Linked DNA regions of Homo sapiens: all the other regions are linked to region 1. The links are chromatin loops, found by intact Hi-C in ENCODE. Cell type or tissue: heart left ventricle. All regions are shown on one strand. Links, peaks and the distances in the headings refer to the core of each region. The heading gives the core; the rest is flanking DNA.

Region 1 (4,356 bases), core at 94-4,093:
AGCCCTAGCACACCAGTATACTGGTTATGATATTTTTTGGACTATCATGTTCAATAATAACAGTTTTGTTGATTGCTGAATCTATTCTAGGGGTAGTATAGAACACATCATTACATCTTTAGTCACTATCTAGGTATTATCCTTATTTTGCAAATGGGAGAACTCAGGCTTGAAGAAGAAAATGACTTACCTAAAGTCAAAGTCACAGAGCTAGTAAAGGACAAATTCAGGCTCAAATCTAAATCTTTCTGACACCAGTACCTAGGTTCTTAACTGTTCTGTACTACCTAGAAATACTGGTCTTCTCTGACTGCTTTCACCCAATATAAACAATGCTCTGTATTTTTCTCTGTGGCTCTCTGGTCTTTTTTCCCCTTTGGAGCATGAGCTACAATTTAGAATCATAAATTAATTATGTGATTATTTTCTCAATGCCTTCCTCCCCTGCTAGTCCCATGATGTAACACTGTGCTTATAATCATGAAGATGATGTTAGTTTTGGAACCAGCAGTGTTGAAAAGCTTCTTGATTTTTATGCCAAGTGAAAGCCAGCCAGCCCTTTGCATATGGTGAAATGATCAACCTCGATGGTCATTGGCAAGTAACAGGAACCGCTGCTGGGCTCTTTAATTTATACCTTGATATTGTACACATGTGGCCTCAGGAAGGGAGCGTGTCACCTAACCTTCCCACATGGTGAATACCAGCATTTCCCTCCTCATGGCTGCTGTCATGAAGAGCCCTGCCTGGTCTGGCATTCTCGGACTTGTTTTTCCATTTAGAAATGCACTTCAAGGCAGGAAGCTGTGAGCCACTGGGTGCACCCTTGGTGGCTTTTCTCTGCTTTTCCTGACCTTCTACCCTGTTAATACATCTGGGCGAAGTGGCAGCAGCTTATTTCGGATATAATGGAGCCTACAAAAAATGAAGCCAGGTCTGTTATACCAGATTGTGACTCCTCAAAGAACAAGATCCCAGCAGATACTTATTGTAGACGTCACACTGTGCTAATCACCTAGTTCAGCCAATGTCGTATTATGATGATAGTGGTTATTATTTTCCCAGTGAGGTTCCCCCATCAGAGGTGGAAACTGTACATTTTCCTCCCAACCAAAACTAATAGAAAAATTCTATCTACTTCCCAAGGACTGAATTTTTTAAAGACAGATTATTTTTCTCTTTGTGGCTTTTTATTTTTAGGTTTCCTCCTCCCTCTCCCCACTTTTTTCCATTTAATGCTTTCATACAGAATGAATAGTATTCTACATTTTTATATTCTAAACACCACTCCTGCATAATTTTATTCAATTCTTTGTTGGTCTTTTTTTTTTCTCCAAGTTATGGTTTTAAAAATAATCTAGAACTAATTTGTCTAATGAATATGCAATTATTGCAAGAGTCTTTTGAAGTTTTTGAAAACCTTCAGTCAGCATCTTTCTGGGACATGGTGATGAATGTAGCATCAGGCACTTGAAAGCCATTTCTAATTTGGCATGAGCAGGTATAATTTTTTGCACATTTCAAAGCTGGGTATGATGCAATATTTACTGTGTACTTATGGTTCACTTAGTGTAGTTACTTTCTAGCCTAGCTCCCTCTGCTGGATGAATGGATGCACTATTGCTACTGGGGCACACTGGGGTTGAAACAGAAGCCAGATAGGATAGTCAAGGCAGGAGAGAAGGGGGTGCAGTTTGGTTTTGCCACTGCTCATGCCCAGAGCTTACAAATAATAGCTACCGTTTATGGTGTGCTTATCCCATGCAAGACACTTTACGGATGTCTTAATCTTCACTTACACATAATCCAGAAAGCAAAGGAATATTATCACTATTTTATAAGTAAGGAAAATAAGACTTGAAGAGGTTAAGAAAGTTTCCCAAGATCACACAGGTAGTAAGTGGCAGAGCCTTCATAAACATTTATCCTGGAGCACATTTTCTGTGTGAGGCACTGTGTAAGTCTAGAAATGAAGTTGACCTGGATTTTACTCTCAGAGTGTTTATCTTCCTGTACAAGAGAGAGAAGACAAACAACCATATCATGTAGCCAAGATAATTCAGAAAAAAGAAAAATAGAGGGCCATTCCATGGTAGCAGAAGCAAAGGAAAGGGAGAAAAATTTCCATCTCAGTAGAGAGAAAATTTTATCCTCAGAGGAGCACTGGTTTCCATTTTCGCTCGTGCCTCCCTGTTTCCTGCCTACTGTGGACATTACGATTTTGGAAGTGGCCCCTGGATAGCATTTTTCAAGGATCATTTTTGACCTGGGAAGCAGCTTCCCCCTGAGTACTTTTTTCCAGTACCGGAGTGAAGAGGCCACTGCCGAAGCAGACAGAAGCATCCCAACCCCAGCTGTGGGGTTCATTATCCTCTGCTGTCAAATTGCCATGGTCGTGAGGGTGTGAAAGTCACAGCGCCTTCCCAGCCCTGGCTGGATACAGGCTGTCAGAACTCCTCATAAAAACAGCACAGGGCCTTCTGCTGAGTGTCGGAACATGACATCTCATGAACCATAGCCTTCCTTGGCGATGGAACAAAGTACTTTCTCCCATACCCAGTCTTGTTATACGCTTTTTTTTTTCCCTTCTGGCCTCCTGAAAATGTATTTTGGTTGCAGGTAGCAGAAGCACTAAAACTATCTTAAGCAAATAAAAGGGAATTTATTATAAGAATCTCAGGGGCTACACCCAGGAACCAAAAACATCAGAAGCCAAGGCAATTAATTACCCTCTTGGCAATTCTCTCTCTTAATTACATGGACTTGTGTTTCCGATTGTTTTTGCATCTCTGTCTACTTTTCCCTATTAACAAATTGTCTCTTCTCACAGATTCATGCCAGAATATGGCTTTCCATAGCCCCCAAATACCCATCTTCTCAGTTTGAGCTAACAAAAGAAATTCACACTGGATCCCAATTCTACTGCTGGGAGAGAGAAGCCTGATTTATTCCAGGCTGGGTCCAATCAGCTGTGGTTGTGGCAGGGATCAGGTAGTAGAGAAAGGCCCTTATTATTTCCCCAGCCCCTAGGGGGCACAGTGTTTGAGCTGAAGTTCTACATCATCCACAAAGATATCCCTCTTTAAATTCACTTTCCTTTTCTTTCCTTTCCATAGACTTTTCACATAAATCACTGGCTCCCAAGTTTGGTTAAGAAGCAGAATCATCTAGAGATTCTTTTTTCAAAACACAAATTTCTGAATCTCATCCCAGTTCTACAGAACCAGGACCTCTATGGGTAGTGCCCTCGATTCTATATTTTTTAAATGCTCCAGTGATTCAGGTGGAGTTAGCTCACGACTCACTGTGGCACTAAAATTTAAACCAATATTGCTCAAGCTTTTATAATCCATGTCCCCTTTTGCTAAACATAAATATATCTACCTTTCATATTATTAATACAAACATTGGAACTTTAAGAACTTTTTCTAACTATATAGAAAGCTTCTATTTTATACATATTTATAAGTAATGTGTACTGTATACATTTTACATATTTTATATATTATTTGTATAAAATTAGTTGTATAAATGTATTATGAATTTGTATAAATGAATATATAAATATATATATATATATTTATTCTAACTACCTCACCTCTCCAAACTCTCCACTCAAGCCTTGGGTCAGCCTTCAAATTATTTCTTGATTATTAACTCAAAATAGTTTAAGCAACCTTAAAATAAGTACTATGTCATATTTCTTTCATCAACTTCATCACCATTAGCTTCACAATTTGGCAGGATAATTAATTATTTTATTTAAGAAGTATTTACTGAGCATCTGATATGTGCCAGACATAGTGCTAAGGATACAATGGTGAATAAGATTTCCGCCCCTTGGAAGACTGTATCCTAGCAAGCAAAGACAATTAATGATTATGATAAGTCAAGATAGTGATGAACTCTATGAAAATAATAAAATAGAGTGATGTAATTGGCTGGGATTGAGTGTGGACTCTACTTTACAAGGGATATTCTAGAAAGATCTCTACAAAGAGATAACATTTGAGCTAAGACTCAATGACATCTCAACTTTTGAGTTTCAGAGACTAAAGCAGAAGTTTCCAGATTCCTACATGACAACCCTCCCACCTGGCCTCAGGCTTCTATAGTTAGGGAGTGGGGGCAGAAAAGTTCAAACTAAGGGAGTGGAAGATTCCTCAGCCCAAGGGGAATAGGGAACATAGAAATTATGGTTCTGGGAACCAAAGATAGAGAGTTTCAATCCCAAGGGGCCAAGAAGGGCTTGGAAGAGTTTATTAGTGATAAGCAGAGTAGACTGAAGTCCAGAGAGCCTTTCCCAAATGCAGAGGACTGCATAAAACACATGGAGACTTTCCACATCTTTGGACT
Region 2 (4,356 bases), core at 231-4,230, 140 kb before region 1:
TTGCATTTCCGGACCATGGTGATTTTGAAGAGTGCTGGGCAGTTATTTGTAGTGTATCTTTAGCTGCACTGGGTTTATGCATACATTTGATGTTGTGATAAGAGGATTTTCCTCTGTGTTACAATGAAAAACTGTCTTTTCAAAACCTTCACTATGCCGTTGCTGATTATTGGGTCATTTTTGAAAGAAAGAGGCTGATGTGCTGTTGGTTGGCCTTTGTTTGGAACCATAGCTTTTCCTGGCCAGAAGGATCTTGGATGATCACCTGGTGGTTCATCACCCCGACCTCACAGATGGCAGCGTTGTAGTCTGCATGTCTTGGCTCGTTGCCCTTTGTTCTTTCTATTTCATCATCCTATTGAAAGACCAATGAACAGCCATTCCAAATACTTTTCAACTTAAGTACGTTTTGTCCTTGATCATTGAAATTTTGATTAATTTATAACTCGTTTCGTCTTGGTATAAAATCAACTTTGCTTTTCTTCTGAGATAGACTATGGTGTGGAGCTCATAAAAGGAATTTGGCATAGCTCATGGTGATTTCTTTCTGCTGCTAAACACCAAATCTCTTTTCAGCAGCCCCATCTCTTTGCATGTACATGTTTGGCAGCAGCCTAGATAACAGATTCCCTTAATGCTTATAACACGGGTATGTTAATATACCAGACTTACTGTAGGTCTTCTTTGCCTTCTTTGAAGGACTCTTCAGACAGATCTGTCAGTCACCTGCTTCCTTGTACTCTCTCTGGTAACCTCATTTGTAAATTGGTAGACAGTGACTCCTTTGGATGTCACTGACTGTTTCTGAGAGGGGAAGCAAATGTTATTAAAAAAAGGCATTGGCTTTTGAGCTTTTTGGAAAGTTCATATTTTAATAACTCTTTTAAGAGTAGGCTTTCTGAAAGCTTATGGGTTTTTTTTTCCCTCGGCAAATATGAATGCAAAATGTTATATCTTCATGAAGCTTCTCCCAGAAACATATTGAATATTCTGTAATTAGATGGATTCAGTTTCTTGCCTCTAACTTTTTATATATATGTGTTTGCTTTAATGCATATTCCCCCCCAATATTATGGAGTTCTTGGCTTATCTTTTAATATGTAAAAACTAAAGCAAGCAGATACAACAGCTTTAGGCACGTCTACATTTTACCCTTGTTAGACTGTTACATACATATGATATATACAGTGGTATTTGTAGTAGTTTCATGTCTTCGGGAAAGGAAAAGGAGTTAGTTTACACGTTCTGTGAAGAAATTAAAAATTATAAGGAAATGCAAAATGAAGTCAAATATACCTTTAAAAATCCCTTAAATCATCCATAAAGTAGTATAGCATACATGGCATATGTATGCAGCCTGTGGGATCGTTCTCTTGCACACTGCAGTTTGTGATCAGCTAAGCCAGGATCAAGAAAGACAAGGGCTTTTGGCAGATATCTGGGTCTTCAGATCACATTGCTTTCATGAGAGTCTCTAGTATGAAATGGGGATTGAAGAATCCCATGTGAACCTGCTTGTCTGCGGGCTTTACACTATTATATTTATAGCAGAAATACTCTGTATATTAATACTTGATAGGTTTCCACGCTTTGAGAAGGACTGAATGAGATCATGCGCATGGCAGCTTCTCTAGGATAGCACCCTGCGTGAACACAGTAGCTGCTCAGTTAAGTCTTTGATGGGTGTGATCCTGATTCAGCTTGATCAATTCTGCAGTCATACTGGATTGTGTTTGAAAAGGTGTCCAGAAAAACCTGGCCATCTGCCTCCTGTCTTCCCAGGTAAGTGTTCCTGGTATTGACCTCTGAGAAGCCTTCCCTCTTTCAACTTTTTCTCATGGGAGTTTTGGTAAATTTTCATGAATTAAAACATGAATATTCAGGTTACCACAAGATGGCGTCAGATCATTTCAAGTAATGCCAGGTAGGGGGAGCCTCAGTTCAATAAATCTTTAAAGAGGTTGAAATATGTGCCTTTCATAGTATGGTAGTTAGCTATTGCAAATAAACCCCTACTTTCTTCTACTGTTCTTCTATGGAAACTTGAGGCTCTTGGCTGTTCAACTCCAAAAATTATGTAAGTGTGAAGTATTTGAGTTTATAATGTTTAAGAATTTCTCTGATAGCTTAGTGAAGTAATCAGAACTTGAAAAATTTGATCATCATGTCTCCCTGGTGTTTACATTTTCAACGTCTTTTATAGTTTAGTTATCTTTCTACAACTTATGTTGAATTTGTAATATTCAGTCAATATATATTTATGGGTATGTAATGAACAAACTAGAACTGTAGTAAACGAGATAAGCACATTTTACTTTAGTGTACAAGTTATAATTTATACACATATAATCACAATTCAGAGGACCTGTGTGAGTCTCAAATATCTCCCTTGCTTTAGGGGTACTGTGTAAGCGAAAGTCTCCTTTCCTGAGGAGCAGAGTATCTAAACCTGACCCTCTGTCATGGGCATGTAACTCGGAAGGGCTGAACTTCAAGAAAGCAATCACTGTAGTTCCAAGTTTTTTTTTTTTTTTTTTTTTTTTTTTTTTTTTTTGAGACAGAGTCTCACTCTATCACCGAGGCTGGAGTGCAGTGGCATGATCTCGGCTCACTGCAACCTCCGCCTCCCAGGTTCAAGCAATTCTCCTGCCTCAGCATCCTGAGTAGCTGGGACTACAGGCATGCACCACCACATCTGGCTAATTTTTGTATTTTTAGTAGAGACAGGGTTTCACTATTTTGGGCAGGCTGGTCTCAAACTCCTAACCTCAAGTGATCCACCCGCCTCAGCCTCCCAAAGTGCTGGGATTACAGGCATGAACCTCCATGCCCAGCCAAGCATTTTTTTTTCTAGGGCTAAAATGAGTGAATGAATGAATATATAAATAAATAGATTTTTAAAAACCAAGTTTTTCATCAGTTATCAAGATTTCAGTTTCCAGGATGGAAGTGTGAATGACAGAGTTTACCAACATGAAACATGAAGAGATATTGAGGTTGCTGAAAGCTGAGCCACTGCTCTCTTCATAGATTGGTTTCTGACTGAAGGCAGGCTCATTTTCCAAATTGATCCCTGAGGTCATTGAGGTTTATATTCCCAATTTTTTATTTATCCAGAAAATATTGACTGAGTGCTTTTTATGTGCCAGGCATTACGCTGGCTGTTGGAGATACAGGAGTAACTGAAATAGACAGTATTCCTGCCCTCAGAGAGCCTGTGTTCTAATCTAGTGTCTTTTTGGGTCACAGATATCTTTAAGAATGTGTTAAAATGATGAACCCCTTTCCCTGAAAAATCCATTAATAAATCAATATCACACACACACACACACACACACACACACACACACACACGCCTGCTGTGGGTGGAGACCCACAGTCAGAGTTTTGTATTTCACTTCCTAGGGTTCGGAAAACTTAAAGCTCAAGTTTGCAAAGTGAGGGGCCTTTCTTCTTTCTCCCCTCAGCCTGCCTGCTGCTTTTGCCTTCTGCTCAGCACTTTGTGATGTCATGGATAAGACTTCCTGCCAATTTTCTTTTCAGATTTGATCACATGATACGTCGGTAAACCTCAGGGAAGAGAGTCCAAGGGGGCTCAGTAGGCTTTGGTCAGCAGCTACCTTGTCCTGTGGCTTCTAGGAGGTCACTTCTGCTCCCAGTGTCTCTCTTTTCACATCTGAGTAGTGGAAAGGATTGTGTTAATTTAACTCTTAGGTGATTTGGTGGTAGGTTAGGTGGGCAGGCTTTGCAGGCTGGCAGAAAGTATCGGGGGTAAATTATGTTACCCCCCAGATACACTATTCATTAGCTGGACAATTTGAGCAAATTATCTAATTTGTCTAAGCCTTATTTTTCATATATGAAGTGGAAAAAATAACACATACCTTATAGAATGGTTTTGTGAATTAACTGAGCTAATGTATCTAAAGTATTTAAATTGCCTACGACAAAAGCAGTGGCTATTATCAACCTTGTCACAGCCAAATTGCTTTTCAGGGGAATTAAATTAACATGTTAAATATTTATTGAGTATTTACTATGTGCCTAGCAAAGCATACTTCTATGACTATGCTACTGTGATGCTAACCCAGCCACCAGACAATGATATTAGACCACAGTGAAGAGGTCCACTCTGTATTAAACAGGCCTGGTTTAATTCCCTGGCTCCACCAGGAGCCAGCTGGGTGACCCTAAGCAATCCAGTCTTCATTCAGTTTCCGTATCTGAAAGATGGGGATGGTGGTATCACATAAATCAGTTATAACAGAGAGGCTGTTGGATTTAGACAAGATTGTGCAAGGAAAGCATTTAGTACAGTGCCTAGCACAAAGAACACTCTTGATTTATGTTAGGCTG
Region 3 (4,356 bases), core at 357-4,356, 450 kb before region 1:
TGTGTTTTAGAGTTACTTAGTCCTGGTGCATTTTTGTTTTCTTTTTCTTTTCTTTTCTTTTTTTTTTTTAATAAAATAAACTAATGATAATAATAGCTAGTGTTCATTGAAGGCTTACTTGTGCCGGGTACTATGCTAAGTATTTTGTGTCCATTATCTGACTTTAACCTCAAAGCAACCTTATTTAATACAGATATTATTAGCTCTATTTTATAAATAAAGAAACTGAAGCTTAGAACAATTAAGTATTTCCTTAAATGCCTTAAAGCTAGTAGTTGCAAACTTGGGATATGAACTTGCTTCTGTCTGTCTTGAAAGTCTGTTCTCATAACCATTTTACCATGTTGTCTTGTTTTCGAGTAGGGCAAAATGGTTAAAGGAAAAGTAGATTAAAAGAAAAGGATAAATATCTTTGGAGTCATCCTACGCACTGGTATTATAAAGATGAATGAGACCTGATCCTTATTGTCTAGCAAGAGAGACAAACACCCAGTTTCTAAGCACAATAATAGAGACAAGGAGAATTCAGAGATGTCATGTGACTTCTGGGTTTCTTTTTTTTTTTTCCTGAGACAGAGTCTCGCACTGTCACTCAGGCTGGAGTGCAATGGCACAATCTCAGCTCACTGCAGCCTCTGCCAGGTTCAAGCTATTCTTCTGCCCCAGCCTCCCTACTAGCTGGGATTACAGGTGCCTGCCACCACGTCTGGCCAATTTTTTGTATTTTTAGTAGAGATGGGGTTTCACTGTGTTGGCCAGGCTGGTCTCGAACTCATGACCTTGTGATCCACCTGCCTCAGTCTCCCAAAGTGCTGGGATTACAGGCGTGAGCCACCACGCCCGGCCAAATTCTGGGTTTCTTGAAAAATAAACAATGTTTTCAGGGAGAGGAGAAAGTGTGGATAAGCCATGGAAAGGGTCTGATATTTATTTGAAGTACATTATCTTGTGGGCAGAGGTAGGAAATGAAACAGGTTGGGGCCAGATTAGGCCAAATTAAGAAGAACCTGGATTGGTATGAGAAAATTTTTTTCTGATATCCAGTATTAGTTATTGTAAATGCAATAATTAAAACCTGGCTATGGCCAGGCACTGTGGCTCACGCCTGTAAACCAGGCACTTTGAAAGGCTGAGGTGGGAGGATTGCTTGAGCCCAGGAGTTTGAGACCAGCCAGGGCAACAAAGTGAGATCCTGTCTCTACAAAAAAAAAAAAAATTAGCTGGGTGTGGTGGCTTGCGCCTGTAGTCCTAGTACTTGGGAGGCTGAGGTGAGAAGATTCTTTGAGCCTAGGAGTTTGAGGCTGCAGTGAGTTGTGATCATACCACTGCATTCTAGCCTAGGTGACAGAGACCCTGTCTCAAAAAAAAAAAAAAAAAAAAAAAAAAACTTGGCTACAACCTTAGTTAGGCTATTTTCATGTTGCATTTTGGGCTTTATAAGAATAAAGTGTCCATCAGGAAATTTCTGAAGAAGCATCATTTATTGTCATAAACAGGAGCCCTAAGCAGTGTCAGATGACAGTACTTAAGGATGGATAGACAATAGAGAGATTGCAGTAATTTGTTTTAAGGAACGCAAAGATGGTGTTGTGTTGAGCAGTTTTAAATGTTCTGGGCATTGTTCTCATTTTACTGCTTAAATGAGCAGTATTTCAAATTTGTATATTAAAAAGCAGTATTTTAAATTTGTGTATGCAGCAGTTTTTTATAGCTATGTATAAGTGCCTTTAAACTCAATAACCTTTTTTTCCCCGTATTCAATAGTGAATTGAATGCAGGAATTATAAAAACAGATCAAAACTATGAAAAGATGATGTTTAAAGAAGCTTTGAAAACAGGGTTTTTTGAGTTTCAGGTAGGCTGTTGATTCTTTTGGTAGCTATAAAACATGTCAATGTGAACATTATGTATTTTCCCCCTTTTTTCTTCCTGCTATAGCACAATTACTCGCCTAAAGTGTAGACTGAAAATCCTGCCAGAAAAATTTTAAATTCTTCAATAAATTGTGATTTTAAGTTATTATCTTTGGTATTTTTTCTATTGTGTCCATTTAATTTAATAATTCTGCTCCTAGTTAAGCTATGAGCATTAATATAAAGGAGATTAAATCTAAAATTCAGCTATACTTTCCAGGAAAACATTTCAAAATTGATAAAAACAAAGGCAAAATTGTAATTAATTGCCATTAATTTGAGAGCAAGCGTTTTCTGAGGTTTTCCACAAGGTGTCAGTATTTCCTCAAGTTTGGCATTTAAAGTGCTTAAAGTAAAAATGTAGCTTTACGCAATGAGCTGTGTAAAATATCACATTGAGTTTTATATAACTTGGTTTTCAGAGTTGTGGTTAAATAAGGATAAATGGCTGGGCATAGCAATGTGTTGTATTTATAGTCTTTTTTTATATTTAATATCCTATATGCTGCTAAGAGCAGTCACCCTTAATATACAGTTAAAGTTGTTCAACTTTTATGTCTCAGTTACAAACTGTCTGTAAAAAAATTCTTTTTTTGAGAATTATTAGTATAAAACTGCCATATACTTTGGACAAAGATAAATACTTGCAGATTCTTAAAGTAAAACCTTTACAGTAATTTGTTATGGATTTTTAAAAGACTAGAAACTTAAAAATGTGTTAAAACCAAGATACTGCAATTTTTCCCTTTATTTTTATTTTAAAGAAGGTGAGGGAAATGGTAAATAATTTCAAATTTTATAGGCCGCAAAAGATAAGTACCGTGAATTGGCTGTGGAAGGGATGCACAGAGAACTTGTGTTCCGGTTTATTGAAGTTCAGACACTTCTCCTCGCTCCATTCTGTCCACATTTGTGTGAGCACATCTGGACACTCCTGGGAAAGGTACCTTCATGCATTTAAAATGTTTCGAGTGGTTTTGATTTTGGCTTCATTAAATAAGTGTTGTGCTAATATTGTTACTTAAGAGAGAAAGTCTGAAAGTGAGTAATTCAAGAGTAATGCTGGATTCAGCATCATAATTATGACGGGTTAAACCAGAGCTATCTCCTATTCAGATGGATATATGTGCCCTTATTTATATACACAACAGTGCATACATATTTTTAAAAGGTGAAAATATTGAGAAAGATATAAACAATTGTTATGAGCTGCTTAAAAACAAAGATATAGGTGTATATTTGTGTATATTTGTGTAAGTATTCTTGTTTTATATAAAACTTCTGGCATATATAGGACTTAATATTCAGGGATAGTAGCATTCTTACTATGAATATAAATTCAGTTATTTCTCCCAGGCTTACAGATAAATAGATTGGCTGGTTTAATAACTCCTTTCCAGCCATATTAGCTAGGCTCTTTTGTATTTTTAAATGCATGAACAATACAGAAATGTGCTCATGATCTATATACCAAATAACCGTACTTGAATACTGGATGTATTAGCAGGATAAAAACTGAGTGTATGCATAATTTATATAATAATGATTAAATTTAGGCAAATTAGCATTACATAATTTTCTTTGAAAGTGAGCATATGTGTGTGGGTATTAATATGCTTGTACAAATGGATGCTAATTAAGAATGTAGAGTCAGACTTCACAGCTTGAATTCTAGGGAACATTAGATCAGGGGCTGTGCAAGTGTGTTATGTGTAGTCAAGTTTGAACTCTGAGCACACAATTACAGATGGTATCCTTGGTATGAAACTATAATCAAGAACCGTAAAATAGTTATATTGTCTAATCTCACTGAAGGTTTTTTTGTTTTTCTTTTTTTAAAAGCCTGACTCAATTATGAATGCTTCATGGCCTGTGGCAGGTCCTGTTAATGAAGTTTTAATACACTCCTCACAGTATCTTATGGAAGTAACACATGACCTTAGACTACGACTCAAGAACTATATGATGCCAGCTAAAGGGAAGGTAAAGTTTTTTTGTTTTTTTTTTTAAAGGATTATTCCTTAAAAGTTATTGATCAGATAACATTTAACAATAATGAAAGTTAAAAAGATTTTCATTAATGGTGAAGACCGTGGTGGTGTATGTTGGGGGAGGGTTCTTCTCATTTTTGGTTTATATAAAAGCTATTGAATGTTTTTCCTTTCTTTTACCGTCTAGAAGACTGACAAACAACCCCTGCAGAAGCCCTCACATTGCACCATCTATGTGGCAAAGAACTATCCACCTTGGCAACATACCACCCTGTCTGTTCTACGTAAACACTTTGAGGTGATGCTCTCAGTAGACTTTTCCCCCCTGATGGTGTTGTATGCTCCCTATGTTGTTTTTGTTTTTAGGATGTTGGCAATGTCTGGGAGAAGAAAGATAGGCAGCTTTGTTTCATTCCCTCTAGGCAGACAGCATCCTTTTGTTATTCTTGGTG
Region 4 (4,356 bases), core at 100-4,099, 130 kb before region 1:
TTTGTTTACATGATTTTCTTGGTCTGTTCCTCATTGAAACTTAGGTTGTTTGTTTTTGCTCTTACAAACAGTGTTGTGGTGAAAGTCTCTATGATTACATATTTTCCCACTTATTCTGTTACCATTTAAGGTAGATTGAGCAAAGTGAGATTTCATGGTCAAAGGTTGTATGCATTTTATATTTTGGTACATATGACCAGACTTCTGTATAAGAAGGTTTGACCAGTTAAATTTTTTTTTTTCTTCCTTTGGTTTGTTATGTTCCAGTCCTCTCCAAAACACTGCCTTTTCTATCATTGACACAGCAGGCTAACATTTATTGATGCCTACTATGTCAAGGTCAAAGCTATATCCTTCATGTGTATTCTTTGGAGGCTTAGGTTAAATAACTTGCCCAAGGTGATACAGTCAGTAGATTGCTAAGCCAAGATACGAATGCAGATATTGTAGACTCCACCTTGAGCACAGTGGTGAGGCAGGAATATGAACATTTACAAAGGATGGGTTTATCTTGTTCTGTAGAGTGCTTTGGATCCCAGGTATGAAGAATGGGTTTTGTCCCTTCAGCAACAAGCAGCCACAAAAAGGTTTCTGATTAGGGGTTGATATGCTGAAAGCTGGGATCCACATTCCAGAGAACTTATGTTTCCTTAGCTCTTGACATGGATTTAGAAAGGCATTTAGGCAGACATTCTAAATGAATGGGTAATGGGATGGGGTGGGGGCATCCAAGAAAGATTCATTATTACTTTAATTTCTTCCCTTTGCTAAGGAAATCTGAGAGTAATGGCTAGCCACTGCACCCAGAATAGGGACAAGTTTTTTTAAAGGGAATAAAAAAGCTGTCAGGGCTACTAAGTGTAAAATTAGACTTTCAAGCTGTGTGTTGGTTAGCAGGTGTGGGTGTGTGACTAGAAACCAGATGTCACTCTGTCCCTGTGCATGGCCTGTTGGCTCAATTCAGAGATGGGCTCAGAATAAGTTTCCTTTAGAAACTAAGCCTTGCTCTATGTCCTCTTTACATAGATCTGATTTTGGCTTCCCACTGACATCTCTACAGTCGTGGCATCTTCTTGGGTGAGAGAACTACATTGGGCTTTCCCCCATCTGTACTGTCACACAACTGGATAGCTCTAATATGCTTTCTTCCTTCACTGATTTTATCCGACATTGTCTTCCTGTAGTTTTTTATGGAATGGAATTTCTATTCTCTCCATAATAGGTATGGGAAGATAGGGTGATGTCCTGTTTCTCACTCATCTGACTCTCCCAGAACCCAGATTGGCACTCCATGCCTCAGGGAAGCCCTCCTGTACTTACTTTATCCCTCCTCCTGTATCAGTTAGGCTGCCTTGTGCTGCAAGTAGCAGAAACCTGACTCAGACAATACCAGCCATCCCTTACATGTGTTTACTATGTGCAGGCTCTGCTCTAAGTGCTTGATGTATGTATGTATATGTGTGTGTGTAAATGTGTGTCTATATTTAATCCTCATAATAACCATGTGAGGTTGGAACTATTATCTTTGTTTTACAGACTGAGGCTAGAGATGTCAAGTGACTTGTATGAAGTAAGATGGCCAGTAAGTGGCAGCACCAGATTCAAACATGGGCTGATTAGCTTTAGAATCTGAGCGGTTGGCAGTGACACTGCCCTTCCTCTCACTAAGGAACTGCATTATCTCATAGCCAAGTGGGCAGTATTTCCATAGCTCTTATTCTTTTGGCTCTACCTTTCTCTGTATGTCCACTTTTTTTTTTTCAAGTTTGGATTCCTCATGACTGTCAACATCATCTAGGATCAGCGTACTAATTTGTCCACATTTAATGAGAGAAAGAGCTATGTAGAGGAGGGAACCTGTCTCCTAGCCATGAGGAAAAAAGCCCTTCACCTGATGGTGATTGAGTCAACTTAGAACACCTGCTCCCCCAGACCAATCAGCGTGTTCAGAGGAATGATATAGGTGTATTGGCAGATCCAGTCAAGATCTGCCCTTGGAGCTGGGGATGAGGTCATCTCCCTCTGAAGCACATGGGCTGCATGGGGGATGGGTAGGCACCTGAACAGAAATAATTGGGACATAGTAGAAGGGGACTCAGCACACCTTTTTTCCTCTTCATGTTTTCTTGGCACTATGTTGCCCATTGTCTTTATTTTGCTTTGGAAGTAATGGAAACTCACTACTGCAGATGATTACAGGGATATTTCTGTACCAGTGATCAGGCCTCCTAAGGGATAGGAACCAGGAATTGGAAAGCCAGCAAGGCCTAAGGCAGCCTCATAGTCTCTTATTTTTCTGTGTCTGGCTATTTTGTCTAGTAATTTACAGATCTGCTTTATTTACACAGCCAACCTGACTCCCTCCAGGCCTGCACAGGGTCTCTCCTCTCATGTCCTATGCCACAGTAACTGAGTAGGCATCTGCGTTTAGAATCCTACCTCTGCTCCAGGCATGGCTCAATACCTATGATCCCCGTACTTTGGGAGGCCAAAGTGGGAGTATCTTGTGGCCAGGAGTTCGAGACCAGCCTGGTGACATACCAAGACTTTGTCTCTACAAATAATAAAATAATTAGCCGAGCATGGTGCCACATGCCCGTAGTCCAGCTACTCAGGAGGCTGAGGTAGGGGGATCGCTTGAGCCTGGGTGGTCAAGGTTACGGTGAGCTGTGATCCTGCCATTGAATTCCAACCTGGGCAACAGAGCAAGACCCCTGATATGGTTTTGCTGTGTCCCCACCCAAATCTCATCTTGAGTTGTAGCTCACACAATTCCCATATGTCATGGGAAGGACCCAGTGGGAGGCAATTAAATCGTGGGGGCAGGTCTTTCCCATGCTGTTCTTGTGATAGTGAATAAGTTTCACGAGATCTGATGGTTTTATAAAGGGGGGTTCCCTGGCACAATTTTTTTTTTTTTTTTTTTTTTTTTTTTTTTTTTTTTGCCTGCTGCCATGTAAGACGTGCCTTTTGCCTTCCACCATGATTGTGAGGCCTCCTCAGCCATGTGGAACTGTGAGTCCATTAAACCGCTTTCCTTTATAAATTACCCAGTCTCAGGTATGTCTTTATCAGCAGCATGAAAATGGACTAATACAACCTCTGTCTCAAACAAAAAAAGAGGAAAAAGAAGAATTCTGCCTCTGAAACTGTAACTATGTGCCCTTGTACAATTTGTGTCACTTCTCTACTCCTCGGTTTCTTCATCTGTATGATGGGAGTGATAACCCTTTCCCAGAGGGTGGTTGTATGAATTAAATGAAGTCGTACATAGAGAAAGCTTAAAATAGTGCCAGCCCATAGTGGTCAGCAGATATTAGTGTTTTGTATTATTACTTTTACAGTTGTTATTTTCATAATAAAAATTCTGATAACTTTTGATTCTAATTCTCAGAATGTATTTAATATAGAAACAGTGTTTGTAATGATTTACTGTTACACTGCAGAAATATGTTCATTTTGGAGTTTTGCATTCCCTCAGTACACATCTTTGGGGCTATGAGTGCCTCAATTTGAGAGGCATGGGACTGGGAAACTTGTATTTTAGTTTCGGAATGAAATTTAAGCTCTGGAAAGAATAGTATTCAGGGTCAATGCAAGCAATTGGCATGGACTGAATCTGCTCACATTTCTGGTTTTCTTCTAGGTTCATGCAGTGATCTTGGCAGTTGTAGATTCAGGGGCATCACATAGGGTCCTCTGATGCACTGCTTGAATGTGTAGAATGAGAGATGCCATGCTCATGCTCTATTTTGCCTTAAGACACTTGGGCCAAATCAGAAAAAAGAAAAGTGAATCTTAATCTGAAAAGAGGAAAAAATTAAAGTCAGCTTTTGTGGGAATATGCTTTATTATGTAGAGCAGGACACACACATTTACTTTGGAAAATGGAGACTGAAGTGTATTGTTTTAGACTTTTCAGAAGGAAGAAAAAAGTCATGGTTTTTACCCTCCAAAACCTTATGTTCTGAGATAGGTTTGTTAATTTCTTGTGTTTGTGTCTGGTCTTTAAAATATATGTATTTGTGAGTTTCTGGTTCTTATTTATTACCCTTTTCCTCTTAATAGGTATTTGTTATGCCATGTGGGAATATAATTGACATGCATTTGATTTGGTTTTAGTAATTGACATTTGCTTTATCCGAGTACTGCAATGTAATTCTGGAAGATAATCACCTAGTAAAAGCATTTTCTTCAGCTTTACTCTTCCAGCATATGTGTTTTTATGCTAAGTAAAAACTTTCTGGTATCTTCAAGTTACTACCATCAATGGAGACCTATTCACGATGTTGTCAAACCGGGTTTTTCCTGCATTTGAGTAACAAGATTATTCTTCTACACTCAGCACAGCATCTC
Region 5 (4,356 bases), core at 231-4,230, 210 kb before region 1:
CATGATGAAACTCCTTCTCTACTAAAAATACAAAAATTAGCTAGGCATGGTGGCACATGCCTGTAATCCCAGGTATTCAGGAGGTTGAGGGCAGGAGAAATGCTTGAACCTGGGAGGCAGAGGTTGTAGTGAGCCACAGTTATGTCACTGCACTCCAGCCTGGCAACAGAAGAAGATGCTGTCTTTTTAAAAAACAAACAAACAAAACAAAAACTTTTGTCTTTATTTTTGTCAGATTGGTTTAGTTCAAAAGTCTGGTCTTTAATCTCTGAAATTATTTCTTCTGCTTAGTCCAGTCTATTGACAAAGCTTTCAATTGTATTTTGAAACTCCTTACATGAGTATTTTAATTCCAGAAGCTCAGATTGCTTTCTTTTTAAGATGTTTATCTCTTCCTTCATTTTCTGGACTGCTTTGCTGTCTTTTTAAGATGTTTATCTCTTCCTTCATTTTCTGGACTGCTTTGGAAGTTTCTTTCTGTTGATTTTCAACCTTGTCTTGGATCTCAGTGAGCTTTCTTGCAATCCATGCTTTGAATTCTTTACCTGTCATTTCCGAGTTTCCATTTTGTGTAGGGACCATTGCTAGAAAGCTAATGCAATGCTTTGGTGGTATTGCCACATTCAGATTTTTCATGGTGGCAGAATTCTTGTGCCAGTTCCTTCTCATCTGGAGACACCGGTACTTCTAATTTTTGTATTTATTTTTCTATGGGTAGATTTTTTCCTCTTCTTTCTTTCCTTCAAAAAGTGAGTGATGTGGAGAGCAAAACATGCCCAGAAGTTCCCAAAAGCTTGGAGATGCAACAGCAGATGACAGCTGGGAGTTCTAAGACATATTTTTATTTTTATTTATGTACTGTATTTGCATAGGTTATTGGGGCACAGGTGGTATTTGGTTACATGAGTAAGTTCTTTAGTGGTGATTTGTGAGATTTTAGTGCACCCATCACCCAAGCAGTATACATTGTACCCTATTTGTAGTCTTTTATCCCTTGCCTCCCAACCCCAACACTTCCCCCCAAGTCCCCAGAGTCCATTGCATAATTCTTTCTTTCTTTCTTTCTTTCTTTCTTTCTTTCTTTCTTTCTTTCTTTCTTTCTTTCTTTCTTTCTTTCTTTTTTTGAGACAGAGTCTCGGTCTGTCACCCAGCTCAAGCTGGAGTGCAGTGGTGCGATCTCGGCTCACTGCAACCTCTGCCTCCAGCTTCCAGGTTCAGGCGATTCTCCTGCCTCAGGATTACAGGCGCCTGCCACCACGCCCGGCTAGTTTTTATATTTTTAGTAGAGACAGGGTTTCACCATGTTGGCTAGGCTGGTCTCAAACTCCTGGCCTCAAGTGACCTGCCCACCTCGGCCTCCCAAAGTGCTGGGATTACAGGCGTGAGCCACTGCACCCGGCCCATTGTGTCATTCTTATGCCTTTGTGCCAAGACCTATTTTTCAATAAAAGGAAAAATGAAGTTGTAAAGCTATACACACACAGAGTGTATAACTTCACTTATGTTTTTAAGAAAAACCCATTAAAATTATTTGTATCTTGCATACATATGTATATAAATGCATAAAATGTTGAGAAGGACATATTCTAGATTTATAGTAATAGTTATTTTTTAGGAAAAATGAAGACTTTTTTGTTCTTTACCTGCATCTCTAGTTTTTGAATTTATACAAAACACTGTATTCGTGTATTACTTTTATATTTTTATGTAGATTTTCTAAGCTGGTGTAAATTTTGAAAAAAATTAAGCATATGTGCCAAAACCTTGGCATCCTTGTTACATTCTCCTAGATCAAGTAACCTGCACAGGTTGTTAGCAGAGAGGTTTGAAATGGATCGGGGGTCTCTGACCAGTGGATTGTTCTTGCCCACTTGGCCCGATCCCTACTTCCCCAGACCCACATATTTTTCTACGCTCCACCGTGAGCACCTTGGGAGAAGGCTTACATTGTTTGGGTTGCTGCTGTAGCCCTGTCTTCCAGGACCCCATGCTTTAGACTTAGTAGATACAAAGTATGTATTTGTTTAATTGAAATAGCTCTTTCCTGTCCTCTGGAGCCACACAATCACATCCTTTCCTAGTGCATTCCGTGATGCAGCCTGAGTTCCCTCTCCTCCCTGCAGGTGGCAGAGTCTTCATCAGCTTTAACTAGCCATGCTTACTAGAGCAGTGGCTCTTAATCCATCAGACATAATGCATGCTTTCAGTAACACTTCCTAACCCTCTGCACTATTCTGGAATAAAATTAATAAATTAAACAATTACCTGCAAATATAACTTTAAAAAACCAATATAATGCCCTTGCTCTAATATAAAGAGAAATAAAAGGAAAGTAATTGATATAAAATACTACATATTTTAAAAACAAATGCTTGGATGTGATTTCCCTAGAAGTTATTGTAAAATAGGCACTCTGTGTATGTCTAGGATCCCTGTGATTGGGATGGCTACAAACGCTTTCTGAAACAGTTATGATATTTCAACCAGTGAAATACTTTTACAAAATGGTGGACAACTCTTGGTAGAACTGAACAAGACAAAGTACAAAATGTCTTTAATTTATGTGCATTTTCAGTTCCCCCAAATGTGCTGTATATCAAAGCTAAGCTCCCCACTCCCACTAATAAAATAAAATAAATAGAGAAACAGCTATGTTCTAGGCACAGATAATTATAAACAGGTGTTTCATCTTCTCAGAAGTCTGAGGTGAGGGACAATTTTTGTTGTGTAGGATTGCTCTTCATATTGGAGAATGTCTAACATCCCTAGCCTCTCACCCACGAAATGTCTGTGGTGTTCATTCATTTTGAGTACAGTACTAAAAAATAAATGTTTCCACAAAGTTCCATAATGTCCTCTAGGGAGCACTACTGGCCTCATCAAGAACCTTTGACTAGCTGTCTAATAGGGTAGCGACAAGTAATAAGCGACTACTGGCCTTGAAATGTAGCTAGTGGGACTAAATAACTAGAATTTTAATTTAAACCTGGACAACAGGGAGACACTATGTCTATAAAAAAATTTTAAAAATAGCCAGGTTTGGTGGCAAACACCTGTGGTCCCATCTCCTCAAGAGGCTGAAGCAGGAGGATTGCTTGAGCCTAGGAGTTCAGAGCTGCAAGTGAGCTACGATCGTGCTACTGCACTCCAGCCTGGACAACAGAGTGAGATCCTGTCTCAAAGAAAAAATTAAAATAAAATTTTGATTTGATTTACATATAAATTTTAAAATTGATGATCAGTTCAGTTATTGAAAAACTTTTAAATATGATTGGAACAACTTGGGTATGTGATTCTACTGTGTCAATATAAATTTTATGAAATCTGAATAGAGATCAAATACTTCTAACAGAAAGTCTAGTAAACGAACTGAGATGCTAAGTAAAATACACATAGGAATTAAAGGGTTTAGTAGGAAAAAAAGAACCTAAAATAGCTAATGAATATCTTATACTGGATTACATGTTGCATTGATAACATTTTGGATATAGTGGATTAAGTAAATATTAATAAAATTAATTTCATCTGTATATTTTTGCTTTCTCAATGTTACTACTGGAAAATCTAAAAATATGTATGTGGCTTACATTATAATATTATTGGAGAGTGCTGGAATAGAGAAAACTCAGGGCCATTTTTCAGCCTCTGAGATCTCTTTTTGCTTTTCTGTGTGATAGGAATGCATGGTAAGTTAGAAATGAAGGAGGAGTTAGAAAAATTTGTCCCTTGTTCTCTAGTGGGCAAACCAGGGGCCCCCAGGACAGGGTTTTTGAATAGTAGAATAATCTCAAGTGATGATTATTTTTTAATGAAGTCCCAGATTTTGGCCTGTGGTTTCTGGCAGGGTGGATGTTTTTCCACCACACTCCTCGTCTACTGGGTCCTCTGGTAACCTTCCCTTTACATTCTGACGTGGGGAGTTTGGCCTGTGATGCAAAGACCCCTGCCAGCTCTGCTCAGAGGCAGTGAGGAAAAGGCATTTCAAAGTACAAGGAAACTGGCCTATCTCTCCATTCTGGAGATTTACAGATATTCCAGGTGCTACCTTTCAAAGCAAACTATGGGATATCCCTTGAGGCAGAGCTTAGAGAACCAACACCATAGGTAGCTAAGTGACACCCAGCCACCAAGAGGCTGCACTGATCGTATATTCAGAAGCCTGTTATGGATTCTAGAATATGATGAGACTAGTTAAAATCATTTTCTGCCTCATTTTAAAAGAATTATCTTTTGTTTTCCAAGTGGTCAATTTCATGATGTGAGATAGAAGCATTAATGATGAGAAGCATGAACTTTGGGCTCAGATGACTGACATTTCATGACTGTGGGATGCCTGGCAGATAACTTAACCTCTCT
Region 6 (4,356 bases), core at 124-4,123, 370 kb before region 1:
TCTGGATACAACTCATCCCACCATGATGATCTCATCTCGTTTCAGGGCTTTAAATAGCATCTCAAGGCTGGAGCTCTCTCTTAAATGCTAAACTCATGTATTCAACTGCTTACCAACACCTTTACTTGGATTATTAAGAGACATCTCAGGCTTAGTCTGCTGTGAACTAAGCTTTTACTTCCCTCCATACCCCAAAACATGCTCGTTTTATGGAGCAGTCACTATCTCATTTAAAGGCAACTCCATCTTGCAGTCACTCAGGAAAAAAAAACTTGCTCTCACCTTGGATCCTCTATTCTTTCACACCTGACATTTTATCTTTTAGAAAACCCTGTTGTCTAAGATGTATTCAGAATCTAACCACTTCTCCCTACCTCCACAGCTAACACTTCGGTTCAATTCACCATCACCTCTCCCCAGGATTATGATATCTTCTTAGCTAGTTTTTCTGCTTCCCCCTTTTCCTTTGTATAGTTTATTCTCAATCCAGCAAATACAGGGATTCTGGTTAAACACAACTAAGATTATGTTACTCTTCTGCTCAAAACCCAGCAACAGGCTTAAAGCTAAACCCTTCATTATGACCTAGGAAATTCTTTATGACCTGGCTACCCCATTACCATTCTGGCTTCCTTTCTAATATCCCCCTTGCTTGCTCTAATCCAATCCTGTTGGCTTCATGTAACCTCTGCCCTCCCAGTTGAAGCGATTCTCCTGCCCCAGCCTCCCCAGTAGCTGGGATTACAGGTGTCCACCACCACGTCTGGCTACTTTTTGTATTTTTAGTAGAGATGAGGTTTCACCATGTTGGCCAGGCTGGTTTCAAACTCCTGACCTCAGGTGATCCACCCACCTCAGCCTCCCAAAGTGTTAGGATTACAGGCATGAGCCACTGCACCTGGACTACTACAGGTCTTTTGTTTGTACTTGCTGTGTCTTTAGTCTGGACATTTGCCTCAGAGATCCACATGGCTTGGCTCCTGCTTTCCTTCTTACTTCTCAGCAAAGCCATCCCTCACCAACCTATCTAAAATTGTAACCACCCCCAAAAATTCTATCCTCCTTTTCTGATTTTTTTGTTAGCCAGTATAATTAACACATCATAAAGATTACTTAAATATCTTGGTTTTAAAAATTTGTCTCTCCCACTAGAATGTAAGCTTCTGTAAGCAGGAATTTTGTATATTTTGTTTACTGGTATTTCTCCAGTGCCTGGAAAAGTTCCTGCCATGTAGTTAGCACTCAATATTTGCCAATTAAATGAATTAAAGCATCAATTATAGACCTCAGTTTGCCCTTGGATATTTTACAACTTTGTAACAAATTTCAAGAACTTTTCTTTGAAAGGAAAAGCTATGATCTTTTATCCTGACTTTCTGCCATGTGAAGAAATCTTTTTATACAACTTTAGATCTATGAGGACTCAGGCCGACTTTGCCTGCACTCTTTCTAAAAAGAGAGTCCACCACCTCACCAGCTAGCCTGGTTGGAAAAATCTATGGGCTAGAAAAAGCTGCCTTTTATTGAACCAAGATGTTCTTGAACGTCTTGGTTTACTGAACCAAGACCAGTTGCATACACTGATCCACTCCACTGCCCCCTCTCAGAACAAATTTACTGCCCTGTTGACACAGTGTATTGTGATCCCTCTGTCCCTTGTCTTCTACAGGTTAAATAACCCCAGTTTCTTTATCGGTTTCTGCTATGATATAGTTTGCTGTCTCCTCACCATTCTTGCTGCCCTCCTCCGGACGTGGCAGCTCACCTAAATGAAGGTCCCCAAAAGTGGGCATATGACTAGGTCTGACCCGCACAGAATACAATGGGGCTCTTTCCCTGTGATTGTGACCCTCTGGTATGTCATAAAGACAGTGTTGGATGTGTGGTGGTAGCCTCACTGCCTTGAGACAGGGTTTGCTTGGGCTGATCGGGGGTGGAGGCAGGAGGAGTCATGGATAGTTTTGGGGTCTAGGTGCATTTGTGGCAGTGGTATGAGGTGGTAAGACAAAGAGGGGGTCAATGACATGAACAGTATGCCACACAATGTAAGAGATCGGGAAAAGCGGTGAGGGAGGAGGCCCTGCAGGGTTACTAGCATTTCATCTTGGGTGTGGAGGAAGAGGTAGGGGTCTCAGTTCATGGAAACTCTGATTAGGGGTCACTCTAGCAGCCTGAGAAGTTTCCCGAGGTGCTCTGGGGAAGTCATCTGACCACATTTTCCCATCACGCCACTAGATGGAGCATTGGGATAGAGGATGTGAAGTGGGGTTCCTGGGATTTGTGCAGAAGAAAACCTGACATCCAGTTCTTGAGCAAGTTGCTTAACTCTGCACACCATTTTCATCTGTAACATAATATCTACCTTAGAGGATTCTTGGGCACAGCCTGTGAGCTAAGAGATACAAAAGTGCTTGTAAGCTGTGAAGGGCTACGAAAAAGATAACTAGTTTTGCTATTTTGTTTTAAAAGAGATAGGCGGGTTATAGAGCAAAAAGCGCTTTCTTGGCCTGTTTTCTGAAAGAGCACTGGGTCTTCCACCAGTTCAACCCACAGATGGCCCCTGGCCTAGGGTGGCCCAACCTCCCAAAGTCTGGGATTGGAGGCGACACACCTGAAAATGGGGATGACGTAATTGTTTGGGAAGATGCCGACTCGCCCGGTGACCAAGGAGACGCCCCTGAGCCAGCCGTCCTGGCACTTCCCCAGGACCCTGACGCCTTCTCCCTTTTGCAGGTCCAGCTCATCGGGTCCATGGGCTGAGTAGGAGTGCAGGGCTACAAACCTGGGAAGACACAGAGAACTGGTGAGGGAGGAAGGAAGACGTGCCTGATGGGGGGCATGGAGTGGGGGAATGGTGGAGAGAGACTGCCCAGTGGTTAGCAATAAGAACCTTCTTGGTCGAGCGGGTGCGGTGGTTCTCACCTCTAATCCCAGCAGTTCGGGAGGCCAAGGCAGGTGGATCACCTGAGGTCAGGAGTTCGAGACCAGCCTGGCCAACATGGTGAAATACCATCTCTACTAAAAATACAAAAAATTAGCTGTGACTGAAGTCCACACAGGAATCAGGCAGGTAATATCCAAGTATGAGTCAGGGGGTAAAGACAATCAGGACTGATGAGGCTGTGGAGGTGGGAATAGCTACCTGATCAAAGGCATTCAGGAAACAATCCATTGGTTTGCCAGATTCAGGGATCACCAGTATATGGCCTCCAGGCATCTCAGACATCAGGAAGTCCCTCCAGACTCCAAGGACTGTGAGACATTGGAGCGTTTTATCAAAGGGAATGGGGGAGTGTTCTCTACAAGGTTTTTTTTGTTTTGTTTTTTCTTTCTAAAATGCTATATTTATTTTTTGCTGTTTACTAAACAACATGTATTTATGACCCAACATTTTGAATCTAAAGCAAGACAATAGAAATTGCTCAATACCCAATCTCCCAGTGATGTTGTGGTATATAATCTTCCAGTCTCTTTCTACTTTTGTAAAATAATGAGCTAAGAGTGATGTGGTTTGCTAATTTGTGTTGTCTTTTTTTTTTTTTGAGACAGGGTCTCACTCTGTGGCCCAGGCTGGAGAGCAGTGGGATGATCATAGCTCACTGATGCCTCAAACTCCTGGGCTCAACCCATCCTCCTGCCTCAGCCTCCTAAGTAGCTAGGAAAATATATGTGCACAACCATTCCTGGCTAATTTTTAAATTTTTTTTGTAGAGATGAGGTCTCACTATGTTGCTCAGGCAGGTTTGGAACTCCTGGGTTCAAGCAATCCTCCTGCCTCAGCTTACTGAAGTGCTGGGATTACAGGTGTGAGCCACTGCGCCTGGCCCTAATTTCTGTTTTTCACCATTATTTCACTTGGAAGTGGTAAAGGAAGGCGACCTATTGTCTCTGGATGGGATGTTTTGGGAATGGTGATGCTAGATCACCACTGTACATGGTAAAGATGACCCCTTTGTGCCAGGACTTGGGTGAAGGGATGAGCCTTTTACTCACATGTTCGCTGAGAGGTGTTGCTGGGAGCCAGGCAGACTGACCACGGCTGTGGAATGTCCTGGAGAGACAGGTGCGGGGTGATAAGTGCTGACCTGCACAGACAGAAAAGACAGCCAAGCAGAACCAATGAATGCCACAACCCAGGCCCACAGCAAACAGAGCAGCTACGTAGAAAGACCTGACACAGCTGAAAACCAACAGCCATGCCTGGTGCCACCCATTGTGCGTCCTCTCTGTGGTTTGTGGCTGTGGGCACAGGGAGGTGGGGAGGAGCTGGTTTATGGCCTGGTGGGGTGGCTTGCCAGGACTGCATTCCAAAAGCCTGCTCAGATAGGGTGGAAGATGAAGAGCCGTCCAATTTAC
Region 7 (4,356 bases), core at 248-4,247, 1.5 Mb after region 1:
CTGAGTCTGGATCTTGTCAAATCCCAAACAGGTAAACGACCGAGGTATCAATGAAAAGTGCCAGAGAGGTGTGCTCTTGGAAAATAACTATTATATATATGCATTTATATAAATGCCTATTTGTATTTATGTATGTATGTAGGTACATATGTGTTCATTCCGTATCTTAAGTTAAAACAAGTCGCAAAAAAAGTTAAGCCCTGATGAGAGGAGGTTGGGTTGAAGAAGTAAAGCAGAGAAAATATTCAACCAAAGCTTCCCCAGGGGAAAAGAAAAATGGAAAAAGAAATCTTTGGAAAGGATCCTTAGAAGAGAGTTGCAAGAGGTACCAGGACTTAGAAGCTTTTCAGAAAGCCCAGAAGCAGAAAGATGGAGAGATGTGCCCTGCTAGGGTCCCAGGTAGCCACCCCACCTGCCGGCAAGGGCAAACGGACTCCCATGTTCCCAGCCAGGTGGGAGCCGGTGCGAGCCAGAGGCCAACGCAGCGCAGAGATGCCGGCGGGGGGCCCGGGGCTCCGGCTTCTCTGGCGGCGGAGCTGGGTGGTTCCACAGTTCCCAGTGCAGTTCGGATGCTGTTGTTTCAGCAGTGCAGGCAAGAAACCATCCAGGGAAATGACTATTACATCATCTTAAAGGAATATGGCTTGGAGAAAGCGGAGGCAGCTCCGAGTCACGTCCTCCTCGGTGACAGGTTGCCAGGACTGCACGGGGACGCCGCGCTCCGGCGGTGGGCACGCGATTGCCAGGCGCGCGGGGCTTGGGGCGGGGACGCAGTGCTGCGCAGCCACTTCCCTCCCTGTCCTGTCCTGGAGTCTGGAGTTTCCAAGGGCCTTTTCCTTCTTCCTTGTCTTTACCTCCATCACCATCCCACAGCAAATCCCTGCCCCCTACCCAAGAGGTAAGTTGTGAGATAAACACAACTGACTTTTTATTTGAAAAATCTACAGATCTTCCCCCCTCCCCCCTCCTCGTTCACGGAATTCCTTCCTGCTGAAGGGCAAATATCCCTCTAATGCTTGTTTTAAAACACAGACACGCACACCAAATGACCCCAGTGTTCAAACTACACAGTGTTTTTTTTAATCCTTTGATTTAAACCATATTCACTCAAATTCTCCCTTTTTTTCCTTTTCTATTTCATCCGCCTGCCACCACAACCCCTAGCAAATAAATAAATATGAATATATATGTAAATAGGTAGATACATAAACACTCTCTCTGAAATTAATGATGCTCTTTCAAAATGAAGACGTGAAGCACCGGCACCCACAGAAAGCCCACAGTTTACATCCATAAGTCATTATCTTAGCTCACCTGTAAGAAATTGATACCTGCAACCTTTTTCTGGGGTTGTTTCCTTACTGCGCGTCTCTTTGGACGTGCCCCCAGCCCCTCCCAAGTCATCCCAAGAGGACTCTGGTGGAAGGCACTGCTGCTAAAAGACATTTTACTCCTGTTCCAGAGGGCTCCCTTAAGTGCATCATTAGAGTTTCAGGAAGGCATTTCCAGGGCAACCTAATCCACTAACAAAGTGCTTCCAGTTGAGCCTGACAGTCAATAATGGCCCAGCCAACAGCTTACAGTAAGTCGGCCATTTCCCCTTTAAAACACCAGTGTCTTAGGGCTCACATCCCTGATAAGAATATAGTGCTTGGTCAATGAATAATATATGTGAGGCACACGCCATCCCAAACAATTGCTATTTTTAAAAAGTGAAAAACAAAAATGGAGGTGAACTTAGGAATTATATACATTTTATGAGAAACGTGTTTATTGCCAACTCTTGCCCAAAAAATTAGCTTGAAGATACGCTCAACAGTAGGATAAATTAGTTTCTACTTTAACAATCTTTTCTTTCAATAAGCATTGGGTTACTGAACATATTCAGAGCGTTAGCTAACATTCCTACACCTGATTATATTTGACTTTGTTTCGTTAACTAATGCATTAACCTGTTCTGGCCTCAATCATTAGGATTTTAATGCTGGACCAAGCAAGATGTTTGTTATGTGATGCACTTATATCGCCATCTAGTGCCCTAAGCTATCAGTGCAGCTCTGTATCTGGCAACTTAATAGGGCCAAAACATTTAGATTTTCTTTTATTTTTAAGTTTTTATAGTGATCTAAGTTTACTTGGCATGCACTGCTCACCATGACAACAAAATAAATATTTCGTTGACATCAGGTCAAAGACAAAATAAATCTGAATTCAGACCTATTAAGTACTGGTTTTGGTTGTAAAGTAAGCAAATGTTTTATTTCTAAGAGAGTAGGTCAAAACGTCATGACGATAGCTTTGGAGCTCAGGTATGAAAACACTGCAGGGACAGTATGGCAGTAGGTGGAGAAACAGAGTAAGAAAAATTATAATCTTTTAGAGCTAAAACGGACTTGAGGAATGAAAATTAACTATCTCTTCTTAGAGATGCAGAACTGAGGAACAGAGAGGTTCAGCACTTCCTCAGGGTCACACGATTCCAGAGTAACAGGATGGGCTTTAGACCACTGACTCTTCAGGATAACCATCCTCATTTTAACCTTAGATATTCTTGAATAGGAATAGAGAGGCGGCAAGTTTAAGAAACAAGATTTTTTTTGAAACAACAAATTGCAAGACATTTTCTTGAAATTTGAAACAACAAATTTCAAGATTACTAAACATGTTTTTAAAAAGCACACCAAGAATTAATATTAATATTAATACTCTTAAAAAGAGTATTAATATTACTTTAAATTGCAGAGTTAAAAGATTTTATAATATAAAAGAAGAATATTCTGAATTTTTAAAATGAGGAGTTCTGTTCATTGGTCTGGGTTTTATAGGTTAGGTTACTTTTGAGACAAGTAGATTCTTAACCTTTTTTGGAAAATGGACTGCTTAGAGAATCTAATAAAACCTAGGAAATGAATCCACAAGCATAAAAGTTTGCATTCACTGTCAAGGCAGAACCTCTCAGGAAAGGCTGAGTAAAAAGAGGAACAGGTGCGGGGGCCATGTAGTTGATGATTCACATAAGCAGAATTCCTCAAATTTTGACTATGAAACTTCTTTTTGAAGTGAGATTACACATACATTCACAGAGACACACTCTGAGAATTGAAAAATGGAAAACATTCACCAGACAACCTTAATCTTGCAACCCATGATTTGATCATACCACCTGAAACATTTTGAATTGGTATTTTTCATAAACACTGTAAATATCCTGTTTTGCACAATTATATTGCATCATATTGTTAATTGTTGTGTGCTAAAACAGTTTGTTTATTATAGTAAGCAGTTAAAAATAAACACTTGCTTTGCTAACTCTATTTGGGCATATCTACTTTTTAATCTAAATGGAACCTCAGAAAAGCAAGATGGTCTAGGCCTCCCTCACCTTCTGAGAGATCAGGGGTTTGGTTCAAGATTGGCCTGAAGCCCATTCATGTTGGGGTTCATAGACCTCAGGTTAACATCCCCAGATCTGTACTCCTTCTTGTTTCTTTAGTCTCAGGGATGAAAACGAATGAGAGGTGAGATTAAAAAGATAAAAGACTTGAAGGAAATAAAGCAATACACTCTACAAAGAGATTTAAATAGTGCTAGAGTAAGCGAATGTCTCAGGGAAGTTGTCGGTAAGCCCGGCTGTTTGGTGCCTTAACAAGAGGCAAGAAGCCAAGTCTAGGCTGTAAGTGTATTCCTAGCCTTCGTGTCAGCAAATAACACCGCTAGTGTTATTATTCTCTCTTGGCAGCTCTCCGCTGAAACACTGTGGGATGGCACTCCCGGACTGAAGGCTGAACAGCATACGGCAACAGATTTCTCTTAGAGGAAGAGCAAGGAAGAATGCTCCATCCTGTTCTTTGTAATATTCAAGCATATAGCAAATCAAGACGTATGTTAGGTAAATTGTGAAATTGATAAAATATGTTTTCGCCTCTGTTTCCTGCTTTCACATGCACAGCCAAATATTGAAGGGTATATTCTCAAAAGGACTATTTTAATTTTGAAATAATGTGATCACTCTCTACATTCTCACTCCTAACACATCCTTAAGTTTTCTCTGCCCTCAAGCAGAGATAGCTTTCATGCTGACAGCCTTCGCTATCAGGGAGGAAACAGACCTCATAAACTTACTTATGCTAAGATGCTGCACACTCATCGTGTTATGTGCTCCCAAGGATTCCTGCATTATCACCATTATCTTAATAGCTGCTGTTTATGGAGGGATGACCATCAAGTCCTCACCACAGTCAGTCGTTATCCCTCTTCCAGTTCTGCCTGGCTGGCTGTGTGACTTTGAACAGGAGACTCATGTCTCTGAGCCAGGGTATGGTGGCAATAAAAAGACCTGCCTCGCAGGTGTGTTGC

What was found. Hi-C counts contacts between places; a loop is a spot of excess contacts. Peaks named below come from ENCODE experiments on the same cell type or tissue, not always from the same donor. Only the 100,000 strongest peaks of a DNase experiment are listed, where the experiment ranks them.
Region 2: it touches region 1 in a loop (5-fold over the local background); 68 of 110 quality-filtered maps call a loop at or near these places.
Region 3: a loop joins it to region 1, with 8 times the contacts of the local background. A loop is called at or near these places in 16 of 110 quality-filtered maps.
Region 4: a loop joins it to region 1, with 2.4 times the contacts of the local background. A loop is called at or near these places in 63 of 110 quality-filtered maps.
Region 5: it touches region 1 in a loop (6-fold over the local background); 15 of 110 quality-filtered maps call a loop at or near these places.
Region 6: a loop joins it to region 1, with 5 times the contacts of the local background. A loop is called at or near these places in 50 of 110 quality-filtered maps.
Region 7: it touches region 1 in a loop (4-fold over the local background); 8 of 110 quality-filtered maps call a loop at or near these places.

What each region holds. Positions count from the first base shown.
Region 1 is chr5:145,679,035-145,683,390 of GRCh38, reverse strand. It overlaps a transcript of PRELID2 not described here. Among named protein-coding and RNA genes, the nearest start is that of PRELID2, 150 kb to the left of the region's middle. In heart left ventricle, for the core only: CTCF peaks have their summits at 1,598 (motif pointing left) and 3,051 (motif pointing right); no DNase peak of the experiment used is centred there; H3K4me3 peaks cover 466 bases; H3K27ac peaks cover 762 bases.
Region 2 is chr5:145,823,424-145,827,779 of GRCh38, reverse strand. The region is part of intron 1 of PRELID2 (PRELI domain containing 2); the gene reads left to right. Among named protein-coding and RNA genes, the nearest start is that of PRELID2, 9.7 kb to the left of the region's middle. In heart left ventricle, for the core only: CTCF peaks have their summits at 1,698 and 1,900 (motif pointing right); no DNase peak of the experiment used is centred there.
Region 3 is chr5:146,128,518-146,132,873 of GRCh38, reverse strand. LARS1 (leucyl-tRNA synthetase 1) reads left to right here. Exons shown (of 32, transcript NM_020117.11): 24 at 1,765-1,855; 25 at 2,716-2,856; 26 at 3,756-3,896; 27 at 4,092-4,202. Among named protein-coding and RNA genes, the nearest start is that of PLAC8L1, 25 kb to the right of the region's middle. In heart left ventricle, for the core only: a CTCF peak has its summit at 2,216 (motif pointing right); no DNase peak of the experiment used is centred there.
Region 4 is chr5:145,809,671-145,814,026 of GRCh38, reverse strand. All of the region lies in intron 4 of PRELID2 (PRELI domain containing 2), which reads left to right. Among named protein-coding and RNA genes, the nearest start is that of PRELID2, 23 kb to the left of the region's middle. In heart left ventricle, for the core only: a CTCF peak has its summit at 1,606 (motif pointing right); no DNase peak of the experiment used is centred there.
Region 5 is chr5:145,885,937-145,890,292 of GRCh38, reverse strand. It overlaps a transcript of GRXCR2 not described here. Among named protein-coding and RNA genes, the nearest start is that of GRXCR2, 15 kb to the right of the region's middle. In heart left ventricle, for the core only: a CTCF peak has its summit at 2,118 (motif pointing right); no DNase peak of the experiment used is centred there.
Region 6 is chr5:146,047,501-146,051,856 of GRCh38, reverse strand. It overlaps SH3RF2 (SH3 domain containing ring finger 2), which reads right to left. Exons shown (of 10, transcript NM_152550.4): 6 at 3,994-4,085; 7 at 2,612-2,782. All of the region lies in intron 1 of LOC107986458 (a long non-coding RNA gene), which reads left to right. Among named protein-coding and RNA genes, the nearest start is that of PLAC8L1, 56 kb to the left of the region's middle. RefSeq lists an enhancer at 2,684-3,184. In heart left ventricle, for the core only: a CTCF peak has its summit at 2,223 (motif pointing right); no DNase peak of the experiment used is centred there.
Region 7 is chr5:144,201,606-144,205,961 of GRCh38, reverse strand. The region is part of intron 2 of KCTD16 (potassium channel tetramerization domain containing 16); the gene reads right to left. Among named protein-coding and RNA genes, the nearest start is that of KCTD16, 33 kb to the right of the region's middle. In heart left ventricle, for the core only: a CTCF peak has its summit at 2,033 (motif pointing left); no DNase peak of the experiment used is centred there; H3K4me3 peaks cover 450 bases; H3K27me3 peaks cover 1,808 bases.